Linked DNA regions of Homo sapiens: region 2 is linked to region 1. The links are chromatin loops, found by intact Hi-C in ENCODE. Cell type or tissue: sigmoid colon. All regions are shown on one strand. Links, peaks and the distances in the headings refer to the core of each region. The heading gives the core; the rest is flanking DNA.

Evidence for each region. A loop is a pair of places that touch in the nucleus more often than their neighbours do. Peaks named below come from ENCODE experiments on the same cell type or tissue, not always from the same donor. Only the 100,000 strongest peaks of a DNase experiment are listed, where the experiment ranks them.
Region 2: it touches region 1 in a loop (4-fold over the local background); 2 of 110 quality-filtered maps call a loop at or near these places.

The regions. Positions count from the first base shown.
Region 1 is chr18:8,746,887-8,755,416 of GRCh38, forward strand. All of the region lies in intron 3 of MTCL1 (microtubule crosslinking factor 1), which reads left to right. Among named protein-coding and RNA genes, the nearest start is that of GACAT2, 44 kb to the left of the region's middle. In sigmoid colon, for the core only: no CTCF peak of the experiment used is centred there; DNase peaks (open chromatin) are centred at 4,165, 4,463 and 4,981; H3K27ac peaks cover 674 bases.
Region 2 is chr18:8,969,006-8,977,535 of GRCh38, forward strand. No RefSeq gene overlaps it. Among named protein-coding and RNA genes, the nearest start is that of NDUFV2, 130 kb to the right of the region's middle. RefSeq lists an enhancer at 8,103-8,530. In sigmoid colon, for the core only: no CTCF peak of the experiment used is centred there; a DNase peak (open chromatin) is centred at 5,486; H3K4me3 peaks cover 1,255 bases.

The DNA.
Region 1 (8,530 bases), core at 2,721-5,220:
GGGGGCAGTTCTATTCTCAAAGAAAGGAGACAAAAGTGGAATGGGACAGGGAAGCCCATTTAAGATTTAGCTGGAGAACCTGGACTGCCAGTTCCGTCTCTCCACCCACACTGAGCATCGTCACCTGGGGCCTGGGTATCGCGACGATGCTCACCCTTCCGATGTCCTGTGTTGGCCCGGCTCTTCCAGGTGGAAATCAGAGATGGTCAGCTTTTTGGAGAGACAGGTCCAGAGCCCACACCATGCCTCTTGTGGTCTGGACACCACTGGTCCACACAGGTACTGACTCTGTCTTTTCTAGTACGGCTGCAACCAAGGGCCCACCCACTGAACGGCTTCAGAACCTGAAGCTTATTCTTTCACAGCAGTGGGGACTGCAGTCCAAGATCAGGGTGCCTGCAGGGCATGCTATCTGGAAAGGCCCTAGGGGAGAGTCTGTTCCATGCCTGGTGCTTTGCTCCCTGGCCTGTGGTGGGGGCTGCAGTCCAAGATCAAGGTGCCTGCAGGGCACGCTGTCTGGAAAGGCCCTAGGGGAGAGTCTGTTCCATGCCTGGTGCTTTGCTCCCTGGCTTGTGGCTGAGCCACCCAAATCTCTGCCTCTGCCTTTGTCATCACACAACCTCTTCCCTGTGTGTCTGAGTCTCAGCTGCCTTCTCTGTGTGTGTGTCTCGTCCTCAGCTTATAAGGACACCAGTCATCTTGGATCCGGCCCATGCAGTCTAGTAGGTCCTCCTCTAAACGTGCAAAGACTCTGTTTCCAAATAAGGCCATATTCCCCAGCACTGGGGGTAGCACTTGAACATATCTTCTTGGGGAAATAGTTCAGCCCACAACATACAGGAAAACAGAGAAGCTGAGTAAGCCCTAAGGAAGTCTCGCTGGAATCTGACACTGCCCTGCCCTGCGAGGACAGGATCAGTGGGCTCGCATTTTCTGTTTTTTGTTAATAATTATCTGCATTGTGTTTTTCCTGAGTGGCTCCAGATGGATAGCCTCAGCAGCCCTGCACAGGCTCCTGTCCTCATTGTGTCCTCCTTGTGTGCCCCATGCTGGAGTCCCACTGGCAGGTTGTGAGGAGAGCTGCCTGGTTGTCACCCACACACCTAAGCTCTGTGTCCTACCTCCAGGTCATGTTGGTGCCCCTGGTCTTCCGTCCCCAGACCATACCCCTCAGAACTGCTTGTGGCCGCCTCACTTGGGGCTCTGCACCCCTGTCAGCTCTCTCCCTCACACAGTTTCCTGGTTCTGCCCTGTTGCTTTCTAGTCTCTCTGCCTGCACTGAACTGAGGTGCCCAGACCTCACACCAAGCCGGACCCCTGCCCCCATCCCTCCCCTGCAGTCAGTTTTGCACAAAGCTGCCAGGTAGGTCTTCTTGAAGAGGCCTCACAACACTAAATATATTCGTATATTAGTAGGTGCCAAGGCAGGAGGATCGCTTGAGCCCCCAGGAATTGGAGACCAGCCTGGACAACATAGTGAGACACCATCTCTACCAAAATTTAAAAATTAGCCAGGCATGGTGGCATGCACCTGTGGTCCCAGCTACTTGGGAGGCTGAGATGGGAGGATCGTTTGAGCGCGGGAGATCAAGGCTACAGTAAATGATAATTGTGCCACTGCATTCTCACCTGGGTGGGTGACAAAGCAAGACCCTGTCTCCAAATATATGTATGTATGTGTATATATATATATGCACACACACACACATATACACACATATATATATTCTGAATATATATATTCGTGACTCCCCGAAATAAATTCAGTTTATATATATGTAAATAAATTCTGAAGACTCTACATGTGTGTGTATATATACATATATATTTTTGTATTAACGTTAATAGTAATATTAACATGAGTTCAGGGTATTAGCCAGTTCTGTCTTTCGGGATGAAGTCACTGGATTGAGGCAAGACTTCAGTGAAGGAAGCCATGTGGTTTGTAAAATGAAACTGACAGGGGACCTTTGTATCTTATGTTCAGGTGATCACAGCTCCTTCTTGGGGGTCATCACAGTCACCTAAGAGATTGAGTTCCTTCAAAGCAGTTTCTTGTGCACAAGGACAGATGGGGTGTCCTCTGTTCACTCTGCTAGCACATGATGCTGCCGTCAAAATGGCACACATCATCTCTACTTTTAGTTCTGTTATAAATGGAGACCCTGGACTTGCCTCAGATGACCTTGTGAGATATTTTATTTGTTTGGCAGCATTAAAAGGTGGAGCCTTCGATCAGCCAGCAGCATTTTCCATTCCTGGGACATCCCTTCTTATGCAGCATCTGCAAGCTCATTTCATAAAGGCATGGGAGAGCAATTGGAGAATGACAGGTGTGCTGTGGCACCCCCAAATGCAGTTGCCGCTGCCTCAGGCCTTACCAGTAATGACACTATATCAGGGTGGGGAGGACAGTAGGGACAGGTTAAGAGTTGGCCAGCCTGGGGCTGCAAGCCATGCTGTCACCATAGCAGGAGGCAAGGTGTATGGAGAGGCCAGGCTGGCTGCGGACGGACCACATGGATCTAGGGTCCTGGCTCAGGGTGTTCGATGCACTCTGAAGGCAGAGGGTGCTGTGGTTGAAAAACCACAGGAGGTTTTTCAAGGGAGAATGATATGGGCAGTTATATCTTTGGAAGGTAAGTGGAGGAAGAGTGAAGTGAGAAGACAGAGCCAGTGGAGAGGCTGTGGCCGTGGCCTAAGTGAGAAGAAAGCAGAGCCTGAGCTTGGGCAGATCCAATGGTGGGCCCGAGAGAGTGACAAGAGCACAGGGATGGGGTTTGGCCACCTGTAAATACCTGTAAGCACAGTGCCTCCCACTGGCCCTGGCCCTGGACCCCAGCGAACAGGGCTTAGGGCATGATCCTGGATCGTACAGACATGGGGGCCTATTCTTTCCTTGGCAACTATGGGACTTCGGGCAGGTTGCTTAATGGCTTGAACTTCAGTGTCTGCAACTGTAAAACTGAGTTGTTGGGACCCAGCTATAAACTTGTTTCGATGTTTCAGTAAAATAAAGCTTTGCTCTAAGAGTAACTTTACTACTAAGACTAACATAAAACTGTATTTTCAGTTTGTTTCTGTTAACCCATAGGGAATATTAAAGTTGCTGTTAGCTGGATGGTAATGTCATTTTATTTTTTATATTTGTTTTTATTTTTATTTATATTATTTTGAGACAGAGTCTCATTCCATCACCCAGGCTGGAGTGCAGTGGTGTGATCGCGGCTCACTGCAACCTTTGCCTCCTGGGTTCAAGTGATCCTCCCACCTCAGCCTCCCACTGAGAAGCTGGGATTACAGGCTCATGCCACCACACTGGCTAATTTTTGTATTTTTAGTAGAGACAGGGTTTCACCATGTTGGCCAGGCTGGTCTCGAACTCCTGACCTCAAGTGATCTGCCCGCCTCAGCCTCCCAGAATGCTGGGATTACAGACGTGAGTCTCTGTGCCCGGCCAGTAATGTCATTTTATGTCTTTCCCTGGTGTGACTGCCTAAGCGAAATATGCCTGGAGAGAGCCCGGTCCTGGAGGGTGCCCCTCCTCCAGGGTGGGGCCCCACCTGCTGCTCTCTGTGCCCTGGGCACCATGCAGAAAAGGCTGGGCAGCTCGGGCCAGTGCATTCTGCGCTTGTCTCCTGGCTGGCTGGAGGTGCAGAGGAAGGAAGGAAGTTTCTATCTTCTAATCAGATGGAGGGCAGGGAGGAGGTGTTGAATGCTACCAGTTCTTCCTTGGGGTTACCAACCTGGACCCCAAATGCCTATATCCAGAGGACACTGCCCTGCAACGGTCTTGAGAACATTTTTCTAGGCATGGGAAAAGTTGTAACAAGATTATGAACATGCTTTTTGAATGCATTGCAGTTATAATCAGATTATGTGTCTGATTTAAGGGAGTCTTGGCTTATAAGAGTGCTTTATTTTCATTACAGGGAAATGACTTGCTGGTAAAACTGAATTTATTTCCGGGAGTCCCAAGCTGGTCCCCCTTTGGCATAGCTGGGAGTGAGGCCTGCAGTTGCCTTCTCTGGATGCGTTGATAAAGTTACTGGCAAGGCGGCCTGAGTGCTGGGTAGGGTGGACAGATGCAGTGTGCACCGTGGCCAGGCCCTCTCGTGCTCCAAGGAGGAGGAGGATGGGGTGGACAGTGCCCTGGGCAGCGGGCCCCCAGAAGGACCAGTGGGTGTGGGCATCTGACTGCATGTGTGCATGACTCATGCACACATCTTTTCCGCACATGGACTGTGTCTGGATTCTGTTGAGAACAAAATATTTATGCAAAAAAGGTCTGTAAGGCTCAGGCTGCTGATGACTTTGCACTTTCACTTGGATGTTTATGTAGAATTTTCGACATGTTTGGACATAGCTTGTGTGTGTTCTGTCAAAAGAAGGCTCCAGAAGGATATTTCACCAGGTCCTCAGTTGTCTGTTTTAAGTTTTGCATGCGTAGACATTAAACATGCCTCTTTTGGTGACCACCCAGGAGTGAAACGCGATGCTTGATCTGTGCTTCTGAGGATGTAAGTGATGTTGCCGCTACTGTTACTGCTCAAAAGTGGGCCACCTAAATCCTTCCAGAATAGAATGGTATTGTTTTGGGACAAGATAACTGACATTTTGTGCTATAGTTTCTCCCTGGACTGCAATTTTTGACACTCATGTCATCAACACTCTAAAAACAAACGCTTTTTGGTTTTGAGGGTTTTAGCTCCATTCCCTTCAATAGTCAAGGAAATCCGAGGTGAATTTTCTCATTGGTCTGAGTCACCTGGTCCAGTGCAGGACGGGGTAGGTGTGAGGCAGATGTGGGGGGTACAGTTGAAGTGAGGTTGGCTGCTGTTGCAGAAGAGGGGGACATCACAATACAAAAACAATCTTTTTTGCTGTTATGAAGACTAGACGAGGTTAGAAATGCTCTGAGTTGGGGCAGATGGAGCCGTGGGATTCGCTTGTGAAAGTTGTTTCATTGACCTGCACACGAGGTGTTGAAGACTTAGCTCAGGGCAGCGGTGACGCGGAAAAGAAACGTTTAAGGCCAAGCTGCTGCAGACTGCACTTTCACTTGAATGTTTGTTCAGAATTTTAGCATGTTTGGACATAGCTGGTGTGTGTTCTGTCAAAAGAAGGCCCCAGAGGGATATTTGAAAAGAGGTTGTTGATAAATCTATAAGGCTGAAAGGTAAAGAAGGAGCGGGATGGAAAGGACCCCAGAGCTTTGACTCTAGGACATCCCGATGACAGAGATAGAGATGGCTGATTTGGGGAGAAGAGGGCCAGGTCAGCATTGACTTGCTGAGTATGAGATAAAACTAAATATAATCCAGTGTTTTAAGTTAGAACATTAAAAAGTTTTATTTTGAGTAAGATGTGTAAATATTGTGACTTTATAAAAAGTCATCTGCCTATCCAAAGTACTGAGCAGTGGTTTTGAAAAATTTGTTAAAGTTTTCTCTTTTACTATTTAAACTTCCATGTACTAGTTGAATAGGAACTGATAGTTGTTAACATAACTTTTAAATCGAATTTTTTTTGTGTTATTGCTTTCTTTAGCAACTGTGCCTCTCTTTTTTATGTTTGATTTGAAGGAAAGTTTTAAGAAGGCCTGGCCTGGCACTTGTCCCAGAGGAATGCATGTGGCATAGCAAGTTAAAGAGTGCAAATGTCTGCTGTCTTAGAGGGCTGAGTTTGTATGCTACAGACCCACAGAGTATTTCCAAGGTTCTTGGGGGGTAACTATTTAAAAATCTTTCTTGTTACCATCCCAATTGTTAAACACAATAGAATGATATTGAAAAATATTGTCATAAAGACAGTCTAGAAATGATGAAGAATCAATTCAGCCACTTATCAGATGCTACCAGTTGCTCCTGGGGTTCAGGCACCCTATTGCTGGGTGCGTAGGCTATTTCTACAAACAACATATCCCCTGCCTCCAAGAGGAGTGACACAAGGTGGCTCTGGGCTTTGGACAGTGCACAGTGAGCCATAATGAGGCCTGAGTACAGTGCCACAAAGAGCTGGACATGAGCAACCTCAGAAAATACAGTGGGCAAACAGGCAAATGCGTGGAGACGTCGCCGTATCGAACATGGCCATCCTGACCTGCTCCTGTATAAAGAGGATGGTTTTTACTATAGACCCCTAAGGCTATAAGACCAGGTGGCCTCAAGCAGAGCCACAGCAGCCCACAGAAAGAGATGAGAGTAGAACAAATAATCCCGAACTTCTGGCACAGACAGAAGTCTTCATGCACATTCATACCTGGACCCAGGGAAGCCCAACATGGGTGAGAACGTTTTCATAAAATGCTAAAATCATTGTTTAAAATAGCCAGTGCTACATTCCACTGTTAGAGGCATGGCCTTCTAATCCAGTTGTTTACCTATGAATCAACTATGATGTCAATTTTTTAAAAAATGGGAGACACTTATTGTTTGAAATAAAGGTATTGACAGATCTGGGATTTGATTTTACTGTACTCACAAGCTAACAAGCTAGCCTCCTACCATTCCGTGGATGCTGGCAGAAGACATGAGACTCCTGGATCAGAGACAAAGGACTCATTACTCAGGGCACAGCAGGCAGCATCAGCACAGTCAGTTTTCCTTGTCCCCACATCCAGTAAGCATGACCCAATGGGCCCAGATGGATGCCTTTGAAAGACAGTCCAGCTCTGCCCTGACTCCCTGGTCCTTTTTACCTGGTGACATCAGAGAGCCCCTGATGTGAGCTGTGGTGTCACAGCTGGGGAACACTGAGCCTGGAGAACCCACCATGTTATAGCCATTTTATAGTAAGCAAGCCTGCTCTTTGTTGCAGAGGGAGACATCACCTCAGCCATCAAGGTTTCTCACTGCAAACACGGTCCTGAGAAATAGTCCAGGTAGTGTATGGTTCCAGCCTTGCATTCACGACACACCCAGCAAGCTGTGTAGGAGTGTAAGAGGCCCATGAAGACTGTCTCCTAGTGACATAAATATATAAAAATAATGATACTGTAGGTAAAAATCTGAGAGGACTGTTACAATTTGTGACTGTTAATATGGGACCATTTCATACCATTTGGTGATATACTTCAAATTTAAAATATGTATTAATTCTTATTTCAAACTGAAAATTTTATTGCTTTTCATACAGACTTACGTGACAAGCAACTGGTTGAAATTTTCCCCCTACTTCCTATTTATTTATTTATTTATTTTGAGACACGGTCTTGTTCTTTCGCCCAGGCTGGAGTGCAGTGGCACTGTCTTGCCTCACTGCAACCTTTACATCCTGAGTTCAAGCAATTCTGGTGTCTCAGCCTCCTGCATAGCTGGGATCACAGGTGTGCACCACCACGCCTGGCTAATTTTTGTAATTTTAATAGAGACGGGGTTTCACCGTGTTGCCCAGGCTGGTCTCGAACTCCTGGCCTCAAGCGATCTGCCCACCTTGGCTTCCCAAAGTGCTGGGATTACAGGCGTGAGCCACCGCGCCTGGCCTCTCCTTTATTTTTAAGCAAGCATCTATAAAATAACCCCATGTGTATAAGTGTATAATACTCTACCAGGAGCTTTTGGGAATATGGAAGAAGTAAAGGGTTCAGTTCTTGCCCTTGGCTTTATAACATGTTAGAATGATGAGACAGCATTACAGGAAACAAGCAAAGTAAATCCATCAAGTGCCTGGTAATGAGATACCAGTAATGTCAGAGAGAAAAGGGAACCAAGTCGTTTTGTAAGATTTTGATGGAATCTTATGATAGATGCAGAGTTTTAAATTTGTATTTTTGCAGCCATAGCCACCCAGGTTCCTAGTAGCTTTAGTATAGATGCGTGCAGTTCTGCAAAATGCCTGCTATCTAATGTTGCCTTTTTCTTCCCAATTCTGTTTTATATTCTCTCTTGTTCTCCATTTCTTGGTCCCTGTCTCTCTGATGTATGAAGTAAGTATTAGTGGAAAGAGGGCTTAGCTCTTCAATCTTTTTGATGGGAAGAACATAGCTTGCAGGTGGAGTACACCTGAGAGTCTCCAGCTCTGCCCTGACTCCCTGGTCCTTTTTACCTGGTGGCATCAGAGAGCCCCTGATGTGAGCAGCCTGGTGCGTTTGGTCCTGCAGGGGTTATCTTGAATCACTGATAATATCTGGGAGTGCTTCGGTCACTTTTTTGTGAAAGTGGCTATGTTAGCGACACAGCACATTTGAGTAACACCGCCTGTTGCACCAAATGCCCCCGTGCCACGGCTGCTCTTGCTGCCACTCTGAGTTAAATGGTAACTTCTTAATGCATAGGACGACTGTGGCTCAGCGCCACCAAAGGACTTGCCCAAGGTCACACGCGTGACAGGACGAGGGGCAGGACCTAGGCCTTCTCCTGCCAAGGTCGCAGGTGCTATTTGGGATGTCGTTTGTTGCTTTTGTTGTTTTAACCGGGATTGGTTTGAAATGAAAATGACCACATCAGCACAAAGCACCGTGTTTAGTCCTTGATTTTCTCCTCAACAGGTTGGAGTTTAACAAGGGATTGGGTGGTGGCGAGGTCGTTCT
Region 2 (8,530 bases), core at 4,069-6,568, 220 kb after region 1:
GACTGGGGAGATGTAGAACATGCTGGAACCCACAGCACGAACTGGAGCCCACAAGGAGGGACTGGCGTCCACGTCCACCTTACTGCTTCTGTCCTTGATGTGGGTGTCAGGCATGAGCCAGCGCTCTTTGTCATGGACCAAAACACACACGCCTGGCCCCAGAGTCAGAGATGCTGAAGGAAGCCCCCGGCAGGGTGGAATGGCAGGCCCAGCCCAGGCCTCATGCCCAGGAGGAGAGCCCGCGGGTGCAAGACTGCCTGTGGCAGTCCCGGGAATGGCTGCTGCTCTGTCTCCGCTGCCTCCCTTTTGCAAGAATCTCTTCAGTGCTGACACTGACTGGAAATGTCGAGGGAAGGGAATTCTGGAAAATGCAGTTCTGCCTTGCCGCACTGACACATTGTAAAGCCAACACAGATGGCAAGCTAGCCAAGACTTGGAGTTGGGGCAGGTCTCCAAAGAGAAGGTGACATCTAAGCCAAGGCCCAAGGAAGGGCAGGAGGCAGCTGGATGGAGGAAAGAGAGAGACTCCCCAGAGTGCTGGGATCCCATGAAAACAAACGTTGTCTGGAAAAATCTTGTGTTTTGAAAAGGAAATGGAATTTTAAAAGGGAAAAGTGTGTCCCCAAAGAATAAACTTGTCCAAAAACAAAAACATAACACTTTTATTTAGCATCTAAGTGAATTGAAATCAATAAACTGGTTGAGAAACCACTTTCCAAACTCACCGGATGGGTCACAGCTTCCTCCCCCTTCCCTCCCTTCCACCTTTCTTTCTTCATTTTTTTTGAGATGGGGGTCTTGCTACATTGCCCAGGCTGGCCTCGAATTCTTAGGCTCAAGCAAACCTTCTTCCTCAGCCTCCCGAGTAGCTGGGACTACAGGTCCCACCACTCCTGGCCCTTTCATCTTTCTTACTTCCCTGCCATCCCCTTCCAACCCCTGCCCAATCCTCATTCTCCTCTACCCACCAACCTCCTTCTCCTCATTCCTCATTTCCCTCCTTGTTCCAGCCAAGGAAATTGCTGGGTGAGGTTCAGATCACACAGATATCTTAGCTTGTGTTTTTAGATGTTACTCAGGAGTAATACCAGTCATGCCATATAAATATCACAGCTTGGGGTTGCAGGTTAGTACTCACATCGTCCTGGTATGGGTTGCCAAAATGCCAGTGGTGTAAGAGCCTCTGAATCCTCTCTATGCCTGTACAGTCAGAGCCAGTTCTCCCCCCACAGCCTCTAACAAAGAGCAGGGAAATAAATACCATGTTTGCAATAAATACCTGGGTCAGAGTTTGACTCAACAATCAAATATATGTCCTCTAAATTCAATTTAGTCCATTTCCTGAGTGAAACCAGATATGCTGCAAGAAAGGCAGGCTTCCTGTCTTTCCTAGCCCTTTTGAAAAATGATGATTCTTAGGAAAGCCACCCTAGAGGGCTGCTTCTGGCCTGACACTGGGACAACCTAGGCCCGACAGGGAGGGGGAAGGGAGGGAGGAAGGGAGGAGCCCACTGCCGACGGAGGAGGCAGGTGGTCCCAAACCGAAATGCAGCATACAGATTCCAGAGCTTTTGTCCCCATCCTGAGGGGGCAGATCCTTCCTTCCCCACTTAGCCAGGTGTCCCCAAGACAAAGCTCAAATTCTGTGATCCACTGGAAGGACTCCTGGAACTCAGAAGAGCCACTGGGCTCGTGGTTATGGTTTGTTGCAGTAAAAGGATACAGACTGTTGTCAGAGGAAAAAGATGCACAGGCCGGAGCCCAGAGAATGGCTGAGCTCCCTGTTTTTACTCTCAGTGGAGTCATGCAGGCAGTGCTCAATTCCCCAGGAATCTTGTGGACAAGATGTACAAAGTATTGCCAACCAGGGAAGCTTCCATAAGCCTCCGTGTCCAGGGATTTTGCTGGGGTTAGGCTTTCAGGCATGAATGCGTCGTTACTGACCTTAGCTATTTGGATTTCAGCCTCTCCAGAGGCCGAACAGTGTGGCCCAAGGTCCCACCATAGATAACACTGTTAGGCTAGACTAGCCAGTGTGGCCCAAGGCCTGAGATGAGCAAAGACACCCCTATCAGGCAGAATATTCCAAGGGCTTAGAGGTTATCTCCCAGGAACCAGGCAAAGGCCAGACCTTTCTCTTAGATGTGCAGGGTTTGAATGACCCAAGCCTGCAGAGTCAACTCTACTGCCCGTCCACACTTGTCTGCTGCTGTTCCTCACCTCTCCAGTGAGCGTGGAGTTCCATGGTCTCAGGTGGGTGATGCTAGGTGAGAGGTTTCCTGCAACTAACTAGCTGTGTGCCCTCTGGTGAAGATCTGTGAGTTCTCATTGCTTGGGTCTCCTCATTGGCAGGTGACAGCCATCACACCCACTCTGAATTTCCTGACAGGCATAATAGAATTGAAGACACAGTGGATAACGACAGAGCCTCGTGTACTGCTAACAGGTACAGAAGCCAAATAGCCACTCTAGGGAGTTCTGGTTGTTGTTTTGGTTTTGTTTTGTTTTTAAGAGATGAGGTCTCACTCTGTGGCCCAGGCTGGAGTGCAGTGGCACAATCATAGCTCACGACAACCTGGAACTTCTAGGCTCAAGCGATCCTCCCACTTCAGCGTCCTGAGTAGCTGGGACTACAGGCGTGTGCCACCATACCCGGCTAATTTTATTTATTTATTTTTGTGGAGACAGGGGTCTTGCTATGCTACCCAGGCTGGTCTCGAACTCCTGGCCTCAAGAGATCCTGCCCCAGCTTCCCGAGTGGATTTCTGTTTTTTAATGGCTATTTCCTTTTCCCCCTGACATTTACAAAATGCTTACATATGCCAGGCACTATGTTTAGTGCTTACTTGGATTCTCTCATTTAACCCTCAAGTAATTCTCTAAGGAAAGTACTATCATGTCACCCCCATCTGAGAGGACTGAGGCTCAGTGAGGTCCCGTGAGGTCACAGAAACAGCTTTTAAACTGTGTCAAGATAGCCAGAGCTGGAACAGCAGAGCTACGCTGATTGCCCACTGGACACGGAAAAGCGGCTTCTCTCACACGAAGGTGTGTTCAGCAGGTTTCCCTAGGTTAAAGGAGAAAGGCTGGATGCAGGATAGAAAGAAAAATGCTTTGCTCCATGAAGGTGGATTCTGAAGGGTGTATTTGACTGAGGAGACAACTGTAAAGTCCCTTGGGAATTGGTCCTTGCTCTGATTTTTGCCACCAAAGTACTGCTGTCAAACAGATTCAAACGGGTTTCACAATTAATGTGAAGAGGCTCCGGTTACACCGCAAATGAGTGTGATTGCTCCTCAGGATTAAGGATGTTTTTCTGTGGCTGAACTGAAGCATCTGTCCTCAGGGCTGGAGGCTGGGTATCACCACAGCTGACCTCCTCTCCATGGTAAGTGTCTCCCACCTGCCCCTCACGGCCAAACAACTCGTCAGGGGCTCAGGGAATGTGGACTGGCCTTAGAATGAGAATGTGCATGTTGCCGGTTCTCAACATCATTGTCTTCGAGGAAAACCTCATTTGTGTTTGTGTGTGATTTTTTATTTAATTTTTAAAATTTTTGTGGGTACATAGTAGGTGTATATACTTATGGGTTATCTGAGATGTTTTGATACAGGCATGTGAGGTGAAATAAGCACATCATGGAGAATGGGGTATCCATCCACTCAAACATTTATCCTTTGAGTTACAAATAATCAAATTATACTCTTTAAGTTATTTTAAAATGTACAATTAAGTAATTATTGACTATAGTCACCCTATTTTTGCTATCAAATAGTAGGTCTTATTCATTCTTTCTATTTTTTTTTGTACCCATTAACCATCCCCACCTCCCCTCCACAACCTCCCCCACCTACCCTTCCTAGCCTCTGGTAACCATCCTTCTATTCTCTATTTCCATGACTTCAATTGTTTTTTTAGATCCCACAGATAAGTGAGAACATGTGATATTTGTCTTTCTGTGCCTGCCTTATTTCACTTAACGTAAAGACCTCCAGTTCTATCTATGTCGTTGCAAATGACAGGATCTCATTCTTTTTTATGGCTGAATAGTACTCTATTATGTTTATGTACCACATTTTCTTTATCTATTCATCTGTTGATGGACACTTAGGTTGCTTCCAAATCTTGGCTATTGTAAACAGTACTGTAACAAACATAGGAGTGCCAATATCTCTTTGATACACTGATTTTCTTTCTTTTGGGAATACACCCAGCAGTGGGATTGCTGGATCATATAGCAGCTCTATTTTTAGTTTTTTGAGGAACCTCCAAACTGTTCTCCACAGTAGCTGTACTAATTTACATTCCCACCCTTTTCTCCACATTCCGAAGAGCATTTGTTATTATCTGTCTTTTGGATATAAGCTATTTTAACTGAGATGAGATGCTATCTCATTGGAGTTTTGATTTGCATTTCTCTGATGATCAATGATGTTAAGCACATTTTCGTATGCCTGTTTGTCATTCATGTGTCTTCTTTTGCGAAATGTCTATTCAAGTCTTTTGCCCATTTTTGATCAGATTATTAGACATTTTCCTAGAGTTGTTTGAGACCCTTATATATTCAGGTTATTAGTCCCCTGTCAGATGGGTAGTTTGCAAATATTGCCTCCCATTCTGTGGGTTGTCGCTTCACTTTGTTGATTGTATCCTTCACTGTGCAGAAGCTTTTTAACTTGATGTGGTCCCATTTGTCCATTTTTGCTTTGGTTTCCTGTGCTTGTGGGGTATTACTCAAGAAATCTTTGCCCAGAACAATGCCCTGGAGATTTTCCCCAATGTTTTTTTATATTAGTTTCATAGTTTGAGGTCTTAGATTTAAGTCTTTAATCCATTTTTTGATTTTTATATATGGTGAGAGATAAGAGTCTAGTTTCATTCTTCTGCATATGGATATCCAGTTTTCCCAGCAACATTTATTGAAGACTGTCTCTTCCCTAGTGTATGTTCTTGGCACCTTTGTTGAAAATGAGTTTATTGTAGATGTGTGGATTTGTTTCTGGTTTCTCTATTCTGTTCCATTGGTCTATGTGTCAGTTTTTATGCCAGTACCATGCTGTTTTGGTTACTATAGCTCTGTAGTATAATTTGAAGTCAGGTAATGTCATTCCTCCAGTTTTGTTCCTTTTGCTTAGGATAGCTTTAGAGATTCTGGGTCTTTTGGGGTTCCATATAAATTTTAGAATTGTTTTTTCTATTTCTGCGAAGAATGTCATTGGTATTTTGTTAGAGATGGAAAACTTCATTTTTATTAGAGAACTGCAAAAGCAAACACCACCACTTGATAGAGGCTTCTTCCCTGCCTCCATAGGCTCTTGCTGCTGCTAATCCTCCAAGATGAATCTGAAAGAGAAAACAACTGCTTAGTTGCTACAAATCATAGGAAGACTCTGGTGAGAAAATCTCCATAAAAGACTTCGGAAAAGATATGTGTCTTAAGGCAGAACTTGAGGAAAAGCAGGAGACTTGGCACAGAAGCCGCAGAAGGCTTTTTCCATGTGTAGGAACTTGCAAGGATGGCAGGAGGCTACAGAGAGCAGACTTGAAACCCTGTGAAAAGAAGAAATAAGCAAAGCAAGAGGATAAGCCCTGGGAGAACAGCGTGCTTCCCAGTGTCTGCCTCGTCCTGCACAGTAAGAGCCAGGTCAACTTCAGGAAATAAGCAAGGCCTCTAAAAGGAAGCACGACCAGAAAATACAGCACAACTAGGAGCATATGGAAGGGATCCAAGAAGTGGAGACCATCATTCGGTAATAGAATCTGCTTTGGAGATGAGAGAGCCTAGAAGGATGCCCAATGCCCAGGTAAATATAGATTGTTCAAAATACATTCAATTTTCAAATAAGCCACCTTGGGAATTTTTAAATTATTATTATTAATATTATTTATATATGTTATATATAAATATTATTTATTATTAATAATATTATCCATAATGGGGTACTATTCAGCCGTAAAAAAGAGATCCTGTCATTTGCAAAACATGGATGGAACTGGAGGTCATTATGTTAAGTGAAACAAGCCAGGCACAGAAAAACAAACATCACATGTTCTCACTTATTTGTGGGATCTAAAAATCAAAACAATTGAACTTATGGACATAGAGGGTAGAAGATTGGTTACTAGAGGCTGGAACAGATAGTAGGAGGTAGATGAGAAGTGGGGATGGTTAATGGGTGCAAAAAACATAAAAAGAATGAAGAAGGCCTACTATTTGGTTGCACAACAGTGTGACTATAGTCAAAAACCTACTTATACATTTAAAAATAATGAAAAGAGTGTAATTGGATTGTTTGTAACACGAAAGATAAATGCTTGAGGTGATGGACACTCCATTCTCCATGATGTGATTATTACACATTGCATGCCTGCATCAAAACATCTCATGACTCCCACAAATATATATACCTATTATGTACTCACAAGAATTTTTTAAATTTTTTAAATAAGATAATAATATCATAGTGATTATTTTAATCCTAGAAAAAATTGCTGTGTCCTCAGAATATTACATTACTTTCAAATAAAAATGGGAAATTAAATTGGGATACAGTTCTAATATTGTTCCTTATCCCTGCTCTGTCCCACTCTCCCATCTCCACACCTAGAAACATCCAAGAAGAGACCCTCTTTCTTCATCCAAAGAAGACTGAGGACTAGATTCTGTGGAATTTGAGTTTCTGACTAAAACATGGCCTGTTTTTCCTCCCCCTACAATCTAGGACCTGGCCCTCTGGGGGGTGTTTCTTTTTCTGTAACCATCTAGTTTCTCTTGCCAGTCAGACATTGTCTCATCCAGTGATAGAAACCTGTACTACTGCCGTTCAAGTCTCACACTAATCACCTGGCGTTAGCACAGATGCCACAGACCGAGGGCACAGTCCCCGTCAAGACAGCCCTCACTGGCCGGGTGCAGTGGCTCATGCCTGCAATCCCAGCACTTTGGAAGGCTGGAGCAGGAGGATTGCTTGAGCCCAGGCGTCTGAGACCAGCCTCGGCAACATAGTGAGACCCCATCTCTGAAAAAAAAATTGTTTTAATTACCCAAGCATGGTGGCACATATCTGTGGTCCCAGCTACTCAGGAGGCTGAGGTAAGAGGATCACTTGAGCATAGGTGTTCAAGACCAGCCTGCGCAACATAGCGAGACCCTATCTCTACAAAAATAAAAATTAAAAAATTAGCTGGGTTTGGTGGCTCACACCTGTAGTCTCAGCAGCCCAGGAGGCTGCAGCAGGGGGATTGCCTGAGCCTAGGAGTTGGAAGCTGCAGTGACTATGATCTTGTCACTGCACTCCAGCCTGGGCAACAGAGCAGAGATCCTGTCAAAAAAAAAAAAAAAAAAGTCACCCCTTACTGCAGAATCAGTCTCAAGTTTGGGGGTCCCAAAGCTACCTGCACTTCTGACCAACTGGCCACAAATTCGGGGTTTGCATGACTCCTTCAGTTTCAATAATTCACTAGAATGACTCAAAGTGCTGTACTTAGGATTACAGTTTTATTATAAAGGATACGAGTCAGGACCAGCATATAAATAGATGCCCAGGATGAGGTCTGGAGGGTCCTGAATGCACAGCTGCCATGCCCTCTTCCCACAGCATCAGAGCACATTACCCTCCTGGCACACTGATGTGTTTACCAACACCCAGGGGGATCATCAGGTGTCTGGAGCTTTGAATGGGTTTCATTTGGTAGGTGTGACTGACTGAATCATTGACCATGTTATAGAACTCCATCTCTAGCATCCCTCTCCAGGGGTCAGGAGGTTGGGCCTGTATTAAGTGACTCAAAGCCCCAACTCTCTAATCACAGGACTGGCTTTTCCACAAGACTGGCCCCATCCTGAGTCACCTTGTTAGCATAAACTCTGCTGTGGTCCAAGGGCCCACCATGAATAACAGATACTCTTATCACTCGGATTCAGACGCCATGTTCCCGGAACCTAAAACAAAAACTAGACACATTCTTTATTATACAACACAATGACAACAGTGGATATTCATTGTTGGTTTTCTAGATGTTAAACTCTGTGCTGAGCACTTTATATACATCTCATTTGATCCTCAGGAGATCCTGAGAACATGTGCCCAAGGTGGCCGGGTGTGGCCAACTGCTTGGTTTTACACATTTTAGGGAGGTATAAGATATCAATCAATATATGTAAGATGTACATTGGTTCAACCCAAAAAGGTGGGACAACTCAAAGGTGGGGGCATCCAGGTCTTAGGTAGATTCCTTATTTTCTTATTGGCAATTGGTTGAGTTTATCTAAAGACCTGTAATCAACAGAAGGGAGGGTCTGGGTTAAGAGAAGTGTTGTGGAAACCAAGGTTCTTGTTATGTAGATGAAGCCTCCAGGTAGCAGGCTTCAGAGGGAGTAGGTTGTAAATGTTTATTGTCAGCCTTAAAAAGGTGCTGGACTCTTAGTGAATTCTCTCCTGGGTCAGGAAAAAGACTTAGAAAGGGAAAGAGATCCTCTACTGAATGTAGATTTTCCCCAGAGACAGCTTTGCAAGGCCATTTCAAAAT